Linked DNA regions of Homo sapiens: region 2 is linked to region 1. Evidence: read pairs that join two places in POLR2A ChIA-PET (ENCODE). Cell type or tissue: GM12878. All regions are shown on one strand.

Evidence for each region. Peaks named below come from ENCODE experiments on the same cell type or tissue, not always from the same donor. Only the 100,000 strongest peaks of a DNase experiment are listed, where the experiment ranks them.
Region 2: POLR2A ChIA-PET joins it to region 1 with 9 read pairs; 2 of 35 experiments call an interaction of 5 or more read pairs at or near these places.

Annotation. Positions count from the first base shown.
Region 1 is chr3:98,224,896-98,232,895 of GRCh38, forward strand. No RefSeq gene overlaps it. Among named protein-coding and RNA genes, the nearest start is that of OR5H6, 35 kb to the right of the region's middle. In GM12878, no CTCF peak of the experiment used is centred here; a DNase peak (open chromatin) is centred at 7,743.
Region 2 is chr3:98,537,592-98,545,591 of GRCh38, forward strand. No RefSeq gene overlaps it. Among named protein-coding and RNA genes, the nearest start is that of GPR15, 9.6 kb to the left of the region's middle. In GM12878, no CTCF peak of the experiment used is centred here; a DNase peak (open chromatin) is centred at 3,010; H3K4me3 peaks cover 1,150 bases; H3K27ac peaks cover 6,296 bases.

The DNA.
Region 1 (8,000 bases):
TTGTTTAAATTTAACTTTTGTTTTACCTTTTACACTGAATTGCATTTCTGTTTGCTTAGACAGGAACCCACTTTGCTGGAGCCACTTCATCCTAAGGAACTTTTACTTAATGATATTAATTATTTTTTCCCTTTTGGTCAGCCTCCCTCTCAGTTATGAATTATTGACAGAAACTCAAGCACACAGGCCGCTTTTTCTGGTTTGTCTCTGTCTCAGCATAGAACTCATAAGTTATAATTTCTAGTCTCTTAAGGAAGCTTCTTTTTCAGTTATTTTTTATTTATTTATTTTTTAAATATTTTATTTATTTTCTTTTTTTGCCGTTCTAATCACAGTGAGAAAACCTGGCATACTTTGATGGCTATAAGACTACTGAGAAAATACAGCATACCAGGAAGATTACAGTGATGACTATCACAAGGAAAACAACAAGGTACTGGTATATACTCGATAGCCAAAGTGCCAGTGAACCAAACCAACAGAAATAAACCAAATAAAAAGAAAAGGTTAATGGTTATAACAATCTGTGAATTTAGTATTGAGCCCAGAGAGCAGTTAGTTGAGAAGATTTTTAGATTTAAGCTCAAAGCAACTTTAGATGATGAAATAAAATGGTAGTTGCAATCTAATGATTTTTCTGGTTAGTAATCTGAATGTCTCTGTTTATGTCAGGTATGTCCAATGTCTTAGCTTCCATGGGCCATATTGGAAGAAGAATAATTGTCTTGGGCCACACATAAAATACATTAACACTAATGATAGCTAAAAAATGATGAGCTAAAAAAATCACAAAAAAATTCATAATATTTTAAGAAAGTTTATTAATTTGTGTTGGGCCACATTCAAAGCCATCTTTGGCTGCATGCAGCCTGTGGGCCACATGTTGGACAAGCTTAGTTTATGTCATTGGATGTTTTGGTGAACTTCCTTAGCAGCCCACACAGCAGCATGCATGAAGATTGTCCTCTGAAGTTTATATCAAGTTGCCCAGCCCTAGCTTGCAGGGCTTCAGGAATAGGGCAGTTTATAGGTAGATAATAAAACCTCAAAGACAATGGACAGAACAAGAAGTTAATAATGGGTGCATTACAGTTATCTACTGAAACATAAATCTTCCCTCTATAGTCACACCCATTTCTTTCAAATATAGTTATAGTAAGATTAATTTGTTTACAAAACAAGTCTACTCTCATTAAACTTCAACTGAGTATTTACATAAGTGCAGTAGGAATAGGATTGATCATCTCTTTTTAAGTTTACCTTGTTAGAACTTTTAATAAATAATCTCGGATTCAACTTTAAAAGCCTGTCCAGGCTATGAAATCATACCAAGAACATAAAATCAGTGTTTACCTGCAATATCCATAGAATTAGCTAAACTCTCCTCTACTCAAAATAGGTACTAAAAATATTTTTCAGTTTCCTGAGCCTTCCAGAAAGTGACCTTCCTCTCAAACAATAAGGCTGGAAAACTTGTGAGCAGATATCAGGTCGGTTTTTCTGAAGGTACTTGCTGCTATTTGATTGGATGGACCACTCCAAATCCCATGGTGAAATATGAATCTGAATGTTGGAGGTAGGACAGAATGGGACGTGTATGAGTCATGGGTACGGATCCCCCATAATAATGGGTGAGTTCTAACTTTCTTAGTTCCTATGATGGCTGATTGTTAAAAAGTGCCTGACACCTTTGCTTCCTCTCTTGCCTCCTCTCTTGTCATGTGATCGCTGCACATGCCAACTCCATTTCACCTGCCTCCATGAGTGAAGCAGGCTGAAGCCCTCACCAGAAACAGATGTTAGTGCAATGTTTCTTTTATAGCCTGCAGTATTTTAAGCCAAATAAGCTTCTTTTATATATGAATTACCTAGCTTCAAGTATTCCTTTAAGGCAACACTGAATGGACTAAGGCAAGGCATAATTAGCTTCATAAAGTCAATTCCTTAATAAAGACAGTTCCTTAAACTGTCTAGTCATATCTAATTCTACACACATTCTCCAATATGACATTCCAGTCAAAGTTGTGGTCATACAACCAATGTTTCCAAATGTGTTATCTTACAAGAAGAACAAATTCTTATTAAACTTTCACAAATACCTATATTGTCATCAAAAGTAGAATACTCAGTTTCTGAATTCTGGATAGATCAGCTAGGGAGAGATAGGTAAATGTTTTAATTCTGTTTACAAAGGGTATACTTGACCAAATTTCTGATAAAGATTCTTTAAATCTGGTACGATGTTGTGATTCTAATGTTACCAGAAATCTTTACTTCTCAGAGCCTTTTCCATGTGCTTGTTAAGATTTTGATCATAGCTACTTACCTAAACATTCATGATACCATCAGCCTTATATATCAAAGGCACAGTGCTTAGAATTCATATTTAAATGTCATTATTTGCCAAAACAAACAAACAAAAAGAGTGTTGATAGACACAGTCAGGACAAGATAGCCAAGATAACCACACTTACAAAGGTAAGGTTTGTGACAGAGACTGAATCAGTGCTTTCACCACTATTTAGTGATTTACTCAAACTTCTCTTTGGGGACCAGAAAGAGAGACATCCTACAAATGGAGATTCCTTTACATTTCTCTTATAATGGGATCTCAAAATATCTAACATAAAATAGGCTTTGTGCCAGAGATGCGAAATATTTTGGGTATTAATTGGTCGGATTATCAAACCATGTTTATTTTATAACTAGATTAATGGTTTAGGGTGAATCCCATTAATAAATAGGATAAGTACTTTCTATTTCTGAACTCAACATGGATTGACCGGAATGTTTTACAAATAGTACTTCTAATCTTGCCTTACAGAACTGGTTCTTCTTTCTGTGTTTACAAGACTGAATGACAGACCAGTGAATTATTGAGGAAATATTATGGGATGGGTTCTAGAAGATTATTTGTTATTTTCTCAGCTTTTGGTGTGTTTTCCTGGAAGATTGAAGGGTGGATCTTTTTTTTTTTTCTCTGAGACAGAGTCTCACTCAGTCGCTCAGGCTGGAGTGCAGTGGCACGATCTCGGCTCACTGCAAGCTCCACCTCCCGGGCTCACGCCATTCTCCTGCCTCAGCCTCCCAAGTAGCTGGGACTACAGGCGCCCGCCACCATGCCTGGCTAATTTTTTTGTATTTTTAGTAGAGACGGGGTTTCATTGTGTTAGCCAGGATGGTCTCGATCTCCTGACATCGTGATCCGCCTGCCTCGGCCTCCCAAAGTGCTGGGATTACAGGCGTCAGCCACCACGCCTGGCCGAGGGGTGGATCTTTATTATCTATTTTAGTTACCTAACATTTGGCTTCAGCTGCAGGCTTCACCAGGTTCCAGTATCATTTGAATAAATTGGTGAAATTCAGAGAGTCCTGGATCATATGATCCAAAAAGGATTCTAAATTCTACAGGAAATTTCTGGGGCTTTTATTTGGAACAGGGACATTTTTCATTATTGCATGGAGCTCAGACATTGACCAAGGTGTAAAGGTGGTTAAAGAAGGCAGACCTGGTTGATCTGAGGAATTGACTTAATGGGGCATTTGTCTAGTTTCCTTTTATTCTCATGGGTGAAAAGGTAACTGAGCAAAAGGCTTAGTACATTTGGAGTTAACGGGTAGAAGATAATAAAGAGAAATATAGATGAAACTGCCTTTGCAAAAATTTATACAGAAAAATGTCACATGGGAAGATCATGACAGTGAATCTGACATAGGATAATTAGACAGTGCTTCTAATATCCAAGCTTTCTTTCTTCATTCATGGGTGTAGGCCAAACTAACTTTTAGAGCAATTTAGTTTAAGTTTGACTTTGAAACGAAGAGCATAACAGTCCTTACTAAAAACAAACCACCTCCTTCCTTGGGGACCAGACCACATTGGAAAAACTAACAAATTATCACAAGATTAGAAACTGTAGTTCAAGAGCCATGCAGCCAGAAGCCACAGGATTCCTACTCTGCCCAGTTACTCCTATGGATATCATTACTATTGTCAAATCCGAGTTTGGTGTTCAAGGTATATCTTTAGACCCGGTATTCTGATGAACTAGCAGGCACCACTTTGACTTGTAGACCGGCTCGTCTGGACTCACCTCAAGAGGAGAGCTTTGACTCTCTATAACTTCATCCTTAAACCAACCAATCAGCATTTTCCATTTCCTTGCCCCTGCCAACAACTATCTTTAAAACGATCAACTATCTTTAAAAACTAACAATTGTCTTTAAAAAACACTAGCCTCTGAATTTTTGGAGAGGCTGTTTGAGTAATAATAAAACTCTAGTCTCCCATTTAGCCAGCTCTATGACTATTAAACTCTTTCACTATTTTAATTCCTCTGTCTTGATAATTGCCTCTATGTGGGTAGAAGGCAAGAAGATCCCAGTGGGCGGTTATATAGAGAGGAGGAGGAGTTGGAAATGTCAGTCAAAGACTTACACCTGGCCTCTGGAAAAAAAAAAAAAAAAAAATATATATATATATATATATATATATATACACTAATGAATAGGATGATAGAATGGCAGTATTAAGACATAGTGACAGCACCAGCTAAGAGGCAATACACTGCAAGTTTGTCTTTATTTTACCTTTTTCTTCCCCCGACCTTTTCCTAGTAAAACCCCTTATTTCTCATCAGATATAAGTTTGCCTGGAAGATATATGTCTGGAATTTGAGGTTCAGTTTGCATGAGGAGGACAATTTTACTTGGGGCTGGCTTCTGAAGGGAATCTAGATCTTTGGCCTTATTTAAACCAGGTTTTAACTAGCTGAGATCACACTATACTGATCACAGCATTCAGAGCATCCAATTTTATAAACTGAAGTTTGCATAAGATGTCAGAAGTGTCATGTGTTGTGGATAATGGTGGAATAAAGTGTAATTTCAATTGTTAATAGCAAGAATTGGCTTATAGTGACTTAATGTTTATGATTCTGAAGTCCATAGTACACTGTAGGATGATCTGCATTTCTTATACACATCTAAATCCACAATGCCCAGTTGCAGATCTTCACTTTCTCCTACAGGGAATCCTAAGGTGCTCTTAGGGATGCTCCAGTTCTCTACACCTTCCTGTCCCGGCACAGTGGAGATATACAATTGATGAACCCTTGTGTTGAACCCACATAGAGCCAAGTTTATATAAACATTTTTCTGAGATTGGAAATGAAGCCTCCAAAATGAATCAGTGTACAAAGAATTGCTACCTGTGTTATTATCAGTTCTGTACTATTATATATTTTTCTCTACTTTAGAAAGCCAAACTCTTTCAAAGGATCTCCATAATTTCCTATGATATTGGTAAAAGAGATATTATTTTATAATATCTGTTATTCTTCTTAAAGTTTAAAATGCAATGTAATTCATAATAATTTTAGATTTAATATACAGCATGCTAAAATTATGGACAAATTAAAAAAGAGTAAATAATCTTCATGTTTTATTATCATGACTAAAATCTAGATAAGCAAAATTCTCGATAAATGAGTTTTTATAATGATGACTTATTAGCTTGTTATCCCAACTATAATCACTTTGTATGATAAGTTCTGGTTAAGTAGAATTTTTTTTTTTAGTCGGAGTTTCACTCTTGTTGTCTAGGCTGGAGTGCAATGGTGCAATCTTGGCTCACTGCAACCTCCACCTCCCAGGTTCAAGCGATTCTCCTGCCTCAGCCTCCTGAGTAGCTGGGATTACAGGTGCACACCACCACTCCTGGCTAATTTTTTGTATTTTTAGTAGAGATGGGGTTTCACCATGGCCAGGCTGGTCTTGAACTTCTGACCTCAGGTGATCCACACGCCTTGGCCTCCCAGAGTGCTGGGATTACAGGTGTGAGCCACCATCCCTGGCCTAAGTAGAATGTGATATGGTTTAAAACTCAGTTTAAACTTTCCTTTCATTATGGTTCTTATATAAAAAAGCTTTCTGATGATTCTGATATAAATGTATATTCTGTGTAATCACACATTCTGATTAAAATTTTAAGATCTGCCAATTAAACATTAACTTCTCTATAACTTCTGGCAATAATTTAAATATCTTTTATATAGATACATATATACAGCAGTATGTAGAGATACATATATTTTTATTCAGCATTTTATATATGAATAGTAATACATATATATATATACATATCAGAAAACATACTTTCCCTAACTTATTCAGCACTTACAAATTTAAAAGTATTCCAGTAAAAACTTTTGAGAATTTTTCATTATTTTGTGATTTGGGATTGCATGGAAGAAAATGTTTTCCATATAAAAATTTACTTAAAATTGGAATTGCTGCCATTTGTTCTTTATATTTTCTGTATCAGGATTCAGTCTTTGGCTGATTTCTTTCTGCAAAAAAAACAAAAACAAAAACAAAAAGCTGGTGGAGAATAAAGTGCTCTCAAAACCAGCAAAGTTTCTTGAGAAATTTAGTTTTAATTACTTTAACAAAAAGGAAGATCAAAATTTAAATATGAACTAAACTTTCAGTTTCAATATTTTCATGAACAGTGGGAAATTTGTGAGTAAAATTTCAAGTCCAAGACTATCATACACAAATTCCACAGGAAAAATAAACTTTTAATTTTTTACAAAAGACTCAGAGCTCAAGCTGGTATTGATGAACACTAGGGTCAATGCACACATCCAAACGAAACTTCTGAGTCTTTGCCTCTATTTTGCCTTAATGAATCTCTGATACTTCCTCTCTTTTTATTTTGTGGCTTGTCTTTTTTGCGCTTACCCATCTATGACTTCATGATTCTCTACCTATCTTTCCTTCCTCCTTCCTGTTTTATTTGACCCACACAAATCTCCGTTTCTGCTTTTCCTGTCCCTTTTCTCCTTTCAACATCTTCCTCTTCTCTCATCTCAATCTATCTTTTCTCTTGAGAACTTTTCAATACTCTACAGGAGAAAAAATATTACATTAGTCTATGAGCAGCAGACTAATGCTAAGTGTTCACATACCTTTGAGTACTCTATCTCATTCCCACACTATTGTGCTACTTGTTTCCCATTCACTTCTTATTTGATGATGTTTATTCTATTACTTAAGGAAAATTGCTCTCACTAAAGCCATTAAAAATTGCTTAATTTCTACACGCACTGATTTCCTTTAAGCCAGCATAGTACTTGTACAAAACCAGACACATAGACCAATGGAAAAGAGTAGAAAACTCAGAAAGATAGTCACACACTTACAACCATCTGACCTTCAAGTTCAAGGTAAACATGCAGTGGTTAAAAGATTCTGTAGTCAATAAATGGTGATAGGATAACTGGCTAGCCTGAAGCAGAAGAACAAAACTGAACCCTTACCTTTCAACATATACAAAAACTTACTCAAGGTGGATTAAGTTTTTAAACGTAAGACCTCATACTATAAATATCCTAGAAGAAACCCTAGGAAATACCCCTCTTAATGTTGGCCTTGGTAAAGCACTTTTGGTTAAGTCCACAAAATCAATTGCAACGAAAACAAAAATTGACAAGTGGGACCTAATTAAAGAACTTTTGCACAGCAAAAGAAACTATCAATAGAGAATAAAAACAACCTACATAAAGGGAGAAAATATTTGCAAACTGTGTATCCAACAAAGGTCTAATATCTACAATCTATAAGGAACTTAAATCAATGAGAATAAATAAATAAATACCCCCATTAAGAAATGAGCAAATATGACAGACACTTCTTAAAAGAAGACATACAAGTGGTCAAAAAACATATGAAAAAATGGTCATTATCGCTACTCATCAGAGAAAATGCAAATCAAAACCACAATGAGATACCATCTCACACCAGTCAAAAAAAAAAAAAAAAAAAAAAAAAAGACAGATGTTGGAGAGGCTGCAGAAAAAGGGAACACATATATACTGTTGGTGGGAACATAAATTACTTTAGCCACTGTGGAAAGCAGTCTGTAAATTTTTCAAAGAACTTGAAACAGAGCTACCATTTGACCCAGCGATACTATTACTAGCAATCCTATTACTATA
Region 2 (8,000 bases), 310 kb after region 1:
TACTTTCAAATCACAATGAAACTTTCTGAGTTAGCTGCATATGCTTAAGGATCTACGATAAAATATTCACATTATTATTAAAATTATCTGCCAACCTAGTAAAAGATGTTCATCAATTTGATATTATTCGGTGATTTTTCTTATTTGCTAATTAAATATATGTAATAATTAACTAGTTTTCTAACACTTCCATGTTAGAGAGAGTTAAACATCATCTATGAGTATCTCATGTTTGTCAACATTGATAGGAAATTTAGCATTTTTACTTGCTAGGTCCTATCAATTCTTTTTTTTTTTTTTTTTTTTTTTTGAGACGGAGTCTTGCTCTGTCGCCCAGGCTGGAGTGCAGTGGCGCGATCTCGGCTCCCTGCAAGCTCCGCCTCCCAGGTTCACGCCATTCTCCTGCCTCAGCCTCCCGAGCAGCTGGGGCTACAGGAGCCCGCCACCACGCCCGGCTAATTTTTTTTCGTATTTTTAGTAGAGACGGGGTTTCACCGTGTTAGCCAGGATGATCTCAATCTCCTGACCTTGTGATCCGCCCGCCTCGGCCTCCCAAAGTGCTGGGATTACAGGCTTGAGCCACCGCGCCCGGCCCTATCAATTCTGATTTAAAATATTTTATTTCTGTGTTTCTATTAGCTCAAAATAAAACAAAAAAGTGCTCCTGCCTAGCATATTTGTGACCTGTATACTATAAATGCACTCTTTTGTTTGCTCTTAATTATATACAAAACAGGAGATATAAACTACTATTGTGATGTTTATTCAGAAATTAAAATTTTATGCATCAAAAATTACATATGACTGGAGACTTTATTTTTAATTTAAAAAAATCTGTGGCAAAGTCTTCAGCAAGCAATACTGCTCTTTTCCTTACAGAGTATATATAGACCCTTTGTATTTCATAACCATCCATTGTAAAACCTTCACAAATCCCTAAATTTGCCAACTCCAATATAGCATATAATCTACTTCATACAAATTGAATAAAATGTAATGTTTTCAGAGCTATTGCAAAATGTATAAAAAGAAAAGTTGAAAGGAGATATCTATCCTAAGTGTTTGGCCTGACTCACTAGTTAAGTGACTCATTCCGCATCACCTCATAGGTCAGTGGTTTAAATGTCTGCTTTTTATGTCATACAACTGTGGAGTTTCAGTCAAAATCTCAAACATCAAACTGTGAATGCAAAATGTCTATCGTACACAATACACTATGACAACCATAAAAATTGTTAAATCTTTTTATTGTAACTGGTGGATTCTAAAACAGGCATATTGCAGTTACACATTCACAAAATATCTTTTTTCTCTTTTTTTTTTTTTTTTTTTTTTTTTGAGATGGAGTCTCACTCATTCTGTCATCCAGGTTGGAGTGCAGAGGCACGATCTTGACTCACTGCAACCTCCGCCTCCAGGATTCAAGTGATTCTCCTGCCTCAGCCTCCCGAGTAGCTGGATTACAGGCATGCGCCACTATGCTAGGCTCCTTTTTTTTTTTTTTTTTTTTTGGTATTTTTAGCAGATATGGAGTTTCACCATTTTGGCCAGGCTGGTCTCAAACTCCTGACCTCAAGTGATCCGCCCACCTTGGCCTCCCAAAGTTCTGGGATTACAGGCATGAGCCACTGCACCCAGCCTCTTTCTTTCTCTTATACACATACACAAACACACAAACATACTGTATACAGTTGCAGCTGAAAAGCATCTGTTGAATGTTGCTGTTAATATTCAGACTGAAGTACTTGAGATGAATTTAACTATTTTATCCACTAACAAAATACAGAATACAAGAAAGGAGAAAATAAAGCAAAGAAAAAGCATAGTAAATAAAGAACACAAAATAAAATGGCATATGTATGCATAAATATATCAGCAATTACAAAAAGCATATAAATGGATTGAAATTTCTACTAAAGAGTTGAACATGGCTGGACATAGTGGCTCAGGCCTGTAATCCCAGTACTTTGGGAGGCCGAGATGGGAGGATCACTCGAGGCTAAGAGTTTGAGACCAGCCTGGTCAACATAGTGAGACCCCATCTCTACGTAAAAAAAAAAAAAAAAAAAGTTGAGGCGGGGCGTGATGGCTCACGCCTATAATCCCAGCATTTTGGGAGGCCAAGGCAGGTGGATCACCTGAGGCCACGAGTTCCAGATCAGCCTGACCAACAAGGAGAAACCCCCTGTCTCTACTAAAAATACAAAATTAGCTGGGCATGGTGCCAAATGCCTGTAATCCCAGCTACTCGGGAGGCTGAGGCAGGAGAATTGCTTGAAGCCGGGAGGTGGAGGTTGCAGTGAGCTGAGATCACACCATCGCACTCCAGCCTGGGCAACAAGAGCGAAATTCCATCTCAAAAAAAAAAAAAAGGTTGAACAAATATATATATATATATATTTGTATTTGTTCACAATAAATATATATAGTGATATATGTATATCACTTTATTCGACTCTATAGGAGTTAAAAAGGTAGAAGCAGAACTTGTTTTTCATGGAGTTTAGAATCCACATAGTTGTTTATTTTTTTTAATCAAAGAATGAAATAGTGACACCCAAGAAGAGCCCGGTATATGCAATGAAAATTACAAGTCAAATAACTTTCCTTGGTCTTTTCCAATGTTTAGGAGAAGCCCATACTTAGTCCATATACAAGTCACTTATGTAATTGTCATTTTGATATGGTTATTTCCTAAACATTGTTACATTTCCTTAAAGTGTTCACATTAGCATCCTCAAATGAAAATGCTATCATTGTCTTTATAGATGTTAAGACTCTCGAGTCTTAAAAATCTTTAAGACTTTAAACGTATAGACTCATTATTTTAAACACAAGAACACATCTTGAACAGTATTAGGTTTAAATTTATTTCCAAATGACAAACTAAAAAAAAGTATGCAAAGCAAAGTAGATAACTTTACATGAACCTTGCCCAGCACAGTGATTTAATGAGATGCCCTTTCATTTGGCCTTGAGTTAGAGCAAAAGCAAAACTGACAACTCAGGTGGAGAAGTGGTAAATGAGAAACGAAACTTGGCCTGTGGTTTCATGTTTAAAGCAAAAATACAGATTCAGAGCACTTGAAGATAGATGAGAATGGCTACCTTATTTCTAATAAAAAAGATGTTTATGCAATTCAGACCTGACTTGTGTATGTTAATAGAAATAGCTTAAAAATCGGAAAATCAGTAAAGAATTGAGTAAAAGTCAATTCAGAACTGTATAACTTAGTCCTCAGGATTTCAAATCAATGTGTCTTTCCTATAATAATTCAAACATAGAAAAGAATACTGCCAAAAAGTTTGTAAATTTATATTTAGCATGATACATAATATTAAAAAAAACAAAATATGGTTTTACCTATTAAACTGACAAAGAGTGAAACATTAAATACTAAGGTTGACCAGGATTGGGTCTGCGGGTGTGAGGGAAGCTTATTGAGTGTAAATTGATTAAGCTTTGTAGAAAAAATTTAGAAACCTATATCAAAAGCAATTCCACTTCCAAGATTTTGCCCTAAAAAATCATTACGGCCAGGTGAAAAGACATATGCACATGTATTTTTATTGCAGCATTGTTCATAAAAGCAGGAAAGTGAAAACAATCCAAATGTCCAAATTGACTGAGTAAATTAAAATTCATGCACTTTCTTACAATGGAATACTATGCAGCCTTTAAAAATACTGTACCATATACTGAAGTGGAAAGACCTTAATAATAAATCCAATGAAATTAAGTGAAAAAAGCAGACTACAAAACTATATCTATAGGATGACCACATTATTTGTGACTATTTTATTCATATATGAATGCAAAAATACTGGAACCCTATACAGCAAAATGTTAACTTTGTGAAGTTACAAGTGATTTTTATATTTATTATTACTTGTATTTTCCAAAAAAAAATGCATTAATTTTGTAGTAATAAAAAAAGCTAAAATTTAGTTTAGGCTTTCAATGAAGTACCCAAGATAAAAATAGTAGCTAAATTTATTATAAAACATCATTTCTGAGTTGTAGGTCCTCTAGTTTTTCAATTACTGTGTTTCTGATCTGTGAGTATAATCCCTACATTGGCCTTGAGACCTCCCCTAGTAATCATCTGTTTCTTTCTAGGATGACCCGCTGTTTCCTTTACAAGTACCCAATTCCTTAAAAGCAACAGTTTTAGAACTGCTATGCATTTAAAATTTGAAAATGGTGATGAACATTTCAGCATGCAGGCAGGACCTTTATTCTCCCATAATGTCTCTTAGCACAGCAACTATTGCATCCTGCATAGTGACTCATCTGGTGCCATGTCTGTCCACCAGGTAGGAAGAGAGCTCCCTCCACCCTGGGGATGGGGGAAGAGAAGAAGCCACATCTTCATTTTTTGTAGCCATATGCTTGGCTTCTTCCATATCAAGCACTCATCATTGTTGAACTAAACTGAACATGCTAGAAAAATCTCACCATTGATTAAAATAAAAATGAAAAACATTTAAAATGTTAAATATTAAATTTTTATATTCATACTTTTGCTTGAATGTCTTTTGTTTATGATATGCTGTAACTATGAGGGACAGGGAGTCTATTACAGTCATCAGGAGCAATCTTGCCACTGTCCTTTAACTTTTTTGATCATTCCAGCTGTACTTGAGTAGAGAAATAACTGATGCAATATCCTTTACTTCAGCCCTTTCTTGGTGTAACATTGATTTTCTATTTAAATGGAAAACTTTTCTGAATTCAGGTCCAATATGCCTAGTATTGGACCAAAAATAGTGATTTCTAATCACTGTGTGATAGTCAGGAGTTCCACCGGCTATTGCCAGGGTATTATAAATCTTTCCACAAACTCCAAACCTATATTCCACATTAGATAATAAGTAACTTATGTGACTATGCACTTTTGAGAGAGACTGAGAGTGGGATTATGAAGTCAAACAATTGATCAGAAGATAACTTCTATAAAGGCTGTTGCTCTGTTTTGGCTCAGCCCCACTGCTCCAGAAGGTACACGCCATAAGCTTTGGCAATGCCCGTGTGGTATTTAGTCTGTAAGCATGAAGAATGCAAGAGCTGTGAGGCATGACTGCCTCCATTTAGGTTTCAAAGTGTAATGCCTGGTGGAGCTGTGGAAGTGTAGTGACCCCCAAGATTACAGAACTATAGGATACCAGTGTGAAACTCCAGCTTGGGACAGCTAAAGCATGGACTGAGCCCAGCAAAGTCATAGGGACAGGGCTGTCAGAGGCCTTGGGAGCCCAACTCCCACCTCAGTGTGCCCCGGATGCAGGACATGGAGCCAAAGGAGACTATTCTCTAAATTTAAGACTTAATGTTGCTTTCCCTGAAGGGTTTTGGACTTGCTTGGGACCAGTTACCCCTTCTTTCCTGCTTCTCTCTTTTGGAATGGAAATGTCTATTCTATGCCTATCTCACCATTGTGTCGGATCTCACCATTGTATCGTGGAAGTAGATTACTTGTTTTCATTTCACAGGCTCACAGCTGGAGAGTATTAGCCTCAAGATAAATTGTAGGTTGAGTGTCTGATTTAGATGAGACTTTTGAGTTGATGCCAGAATGAGTTAAGACTTTGAGGGCTATCAAGATGGAATGAATGTATTTTGCACATAAGAATAAGATGAATTTTGGGGCAACAGGGATGAAGTGCTGTGGTTTAAGTGTCCCTGCCAAAACTCATGTTGAAATTTAATTGCCACTGTGACAGTGTTGAGAGGTGGGACCTTTAGGAGGTGATTGGGTCGGGGCTCCACCCTATGAATGAATTAAGGCCATTATTATGGGAATAGGTTAGTTATCATGGGACTTTGGCTGTCTGTTTCCCTTTCTTTTGCCCTTCCACCTTCTGCTCTTCAGTCATGGGATGACCCTCAGCAGATACCAGCACCATGCTCTTGGATTTCCCAGCTTCCAGAACCATGAGCCAAACAAACTTCTTTGGTTTATAAATTACCTAATCTGTGATATTCTGTTATAGCAGCAGAAAATGAAATAAGACAGATGTCAAAATGCTATTCTGACTAATTTTCCATTGCTGGCACTTCCTAAAAAGAACAGAGTTATCTCAACTATCATGATATAAAATGTTTAAATCATCAATTTATAATTTTTGTTATGACTTAACTGTTACCATTGGGAGGGTAAGATAGCATTGTGGTTAAAGAACACTGACAGAACTGAATTTGCCATTTATTAGCTATGGAAGATGAGCAAGTTTCATAACTTTCCTGAGCCTGATTTCTCTCTATAAAATAGGAACAATTATACTTGCTTTAGAAAACAGTAGTACCTCTAATTAATTAAGATGAAAATGTAAGGAATTCAGAAAATTACCTGGTACATACTAAGAGTTTAATAAATGATAGTTGAGGAAACATTCCCATTTTATAGATGAAGAAAATAGCCCTCAGAGGAATCGTTTCACATAATTATTAATGTAATGAACCAGAAATGAAACCCCAATTTCAGTTAAGCTCAGACCTACGTAATCGCAAAGCTCATGGCCTTTCCACTTCACTGTATTCTTTCCTGATTCCCAGATTTTCTCTTTCTCTCTCTCCCCACTACCTTTGCCTAATTGCAATAATTTTCACTCAAATTATTTTTCTTATTTTTTCCAAAGCAAATATCTCAAATAAACAAATCCTTTGCCTATTCACAATTAATACTAAAAAAAGATGTTTCTTGAGGGAAGAGGAAGTCCATTTTATTAAAAATATAACTTTTTCTAAAAACTGTAACATGTTTTCTTTTCTGTTATATAATCTCTTAATTGTGATCTATCACAAATGGCATTTTCTATCCTACTGATGGCCACTTGAAGCCTGTAATTGATTCAAAAGTATGTTGCACATAGGAAATGGACAGTTATCTATTTTGCTCAATGTAACACCCAAGTCCACACTAAAGCACAAATGCTATGACACCTATGACAGTGTCCTTCACCAGAAAATGTTTTTTAGAAAGAGTAGATATGGCTTGAACCTGGGAGGCGAAGGCTGCAGTTAGCCAAGATTGTGTCACTGCACTCCAGCCTGGGCAGCAGAGCAACAGCCCGTCTCAAAAAAATTAAAACCAAAAAAATGGTAGATATGTACTAAATTCTATTATCTCATTTTCTCTATCCCTTAAAATTTTTCTGGTCACAGATTTCTTATATATCTATGGCGACAAAGAAAGAAAAGTAAATGTAATCCCAAATCTCACGCTCTAGATTTTGTGCCTGTGACATATGGAACCTAAACTGACATTAGGAATTTAAACTTTTACCATCTTCTTTATTAAATGTTACTTGTTAAGACAATGAGTTGCCTTGGGCCACGTGCAGAAGAAATTTGGTAGACAATGCCCTTGTCTTTCGGGAACTTCATTTACACTTTTGGAAGGCACATTTGTGTTAATAATTTCCTCGTTTTAATAGCAACTCCCAATTGTAGTTTTAAGAGATAAGGGTTTCTCTATGTAGTATATTATAAACTGCCCCAAACATAGAAACTTGATTTAAAGTTTCTTTAAGTAAGAAACAACATTTTCTGTGTATCACTTTTAAGAGAAGTTAAGGATGTTATGAGGTAAAATAATGAGTTAATAATCATTGACCCACAACCAAAGAGAAAAATTAAACATAATTTTGAATAAAAGAACATGATACCAGAGTATTAATCCTAACATTTATTTTTAACATTAAGGAGTAATTATCCCAGCTTACTTTATTTAGGAAATATATTAAAATGTTAACAATGGCTGTTCTAGGTAGTAGAACCAAGGGCAAATTTATTTTTATCCTTAATTTGTTTTTCTTCATATTTTTCTGAATATTTTACATGTTCTATAATGAGTATGTACTTTTTTAAAATGTTAAAATAAAGGATGCTGAAATAAATGTCATGCATCACATAAAACAAATATTATTTTATTATATATTTATCTATTATATAAAATATAAATATAATATTTATTTTGTATATTTATTATATTACAATAATA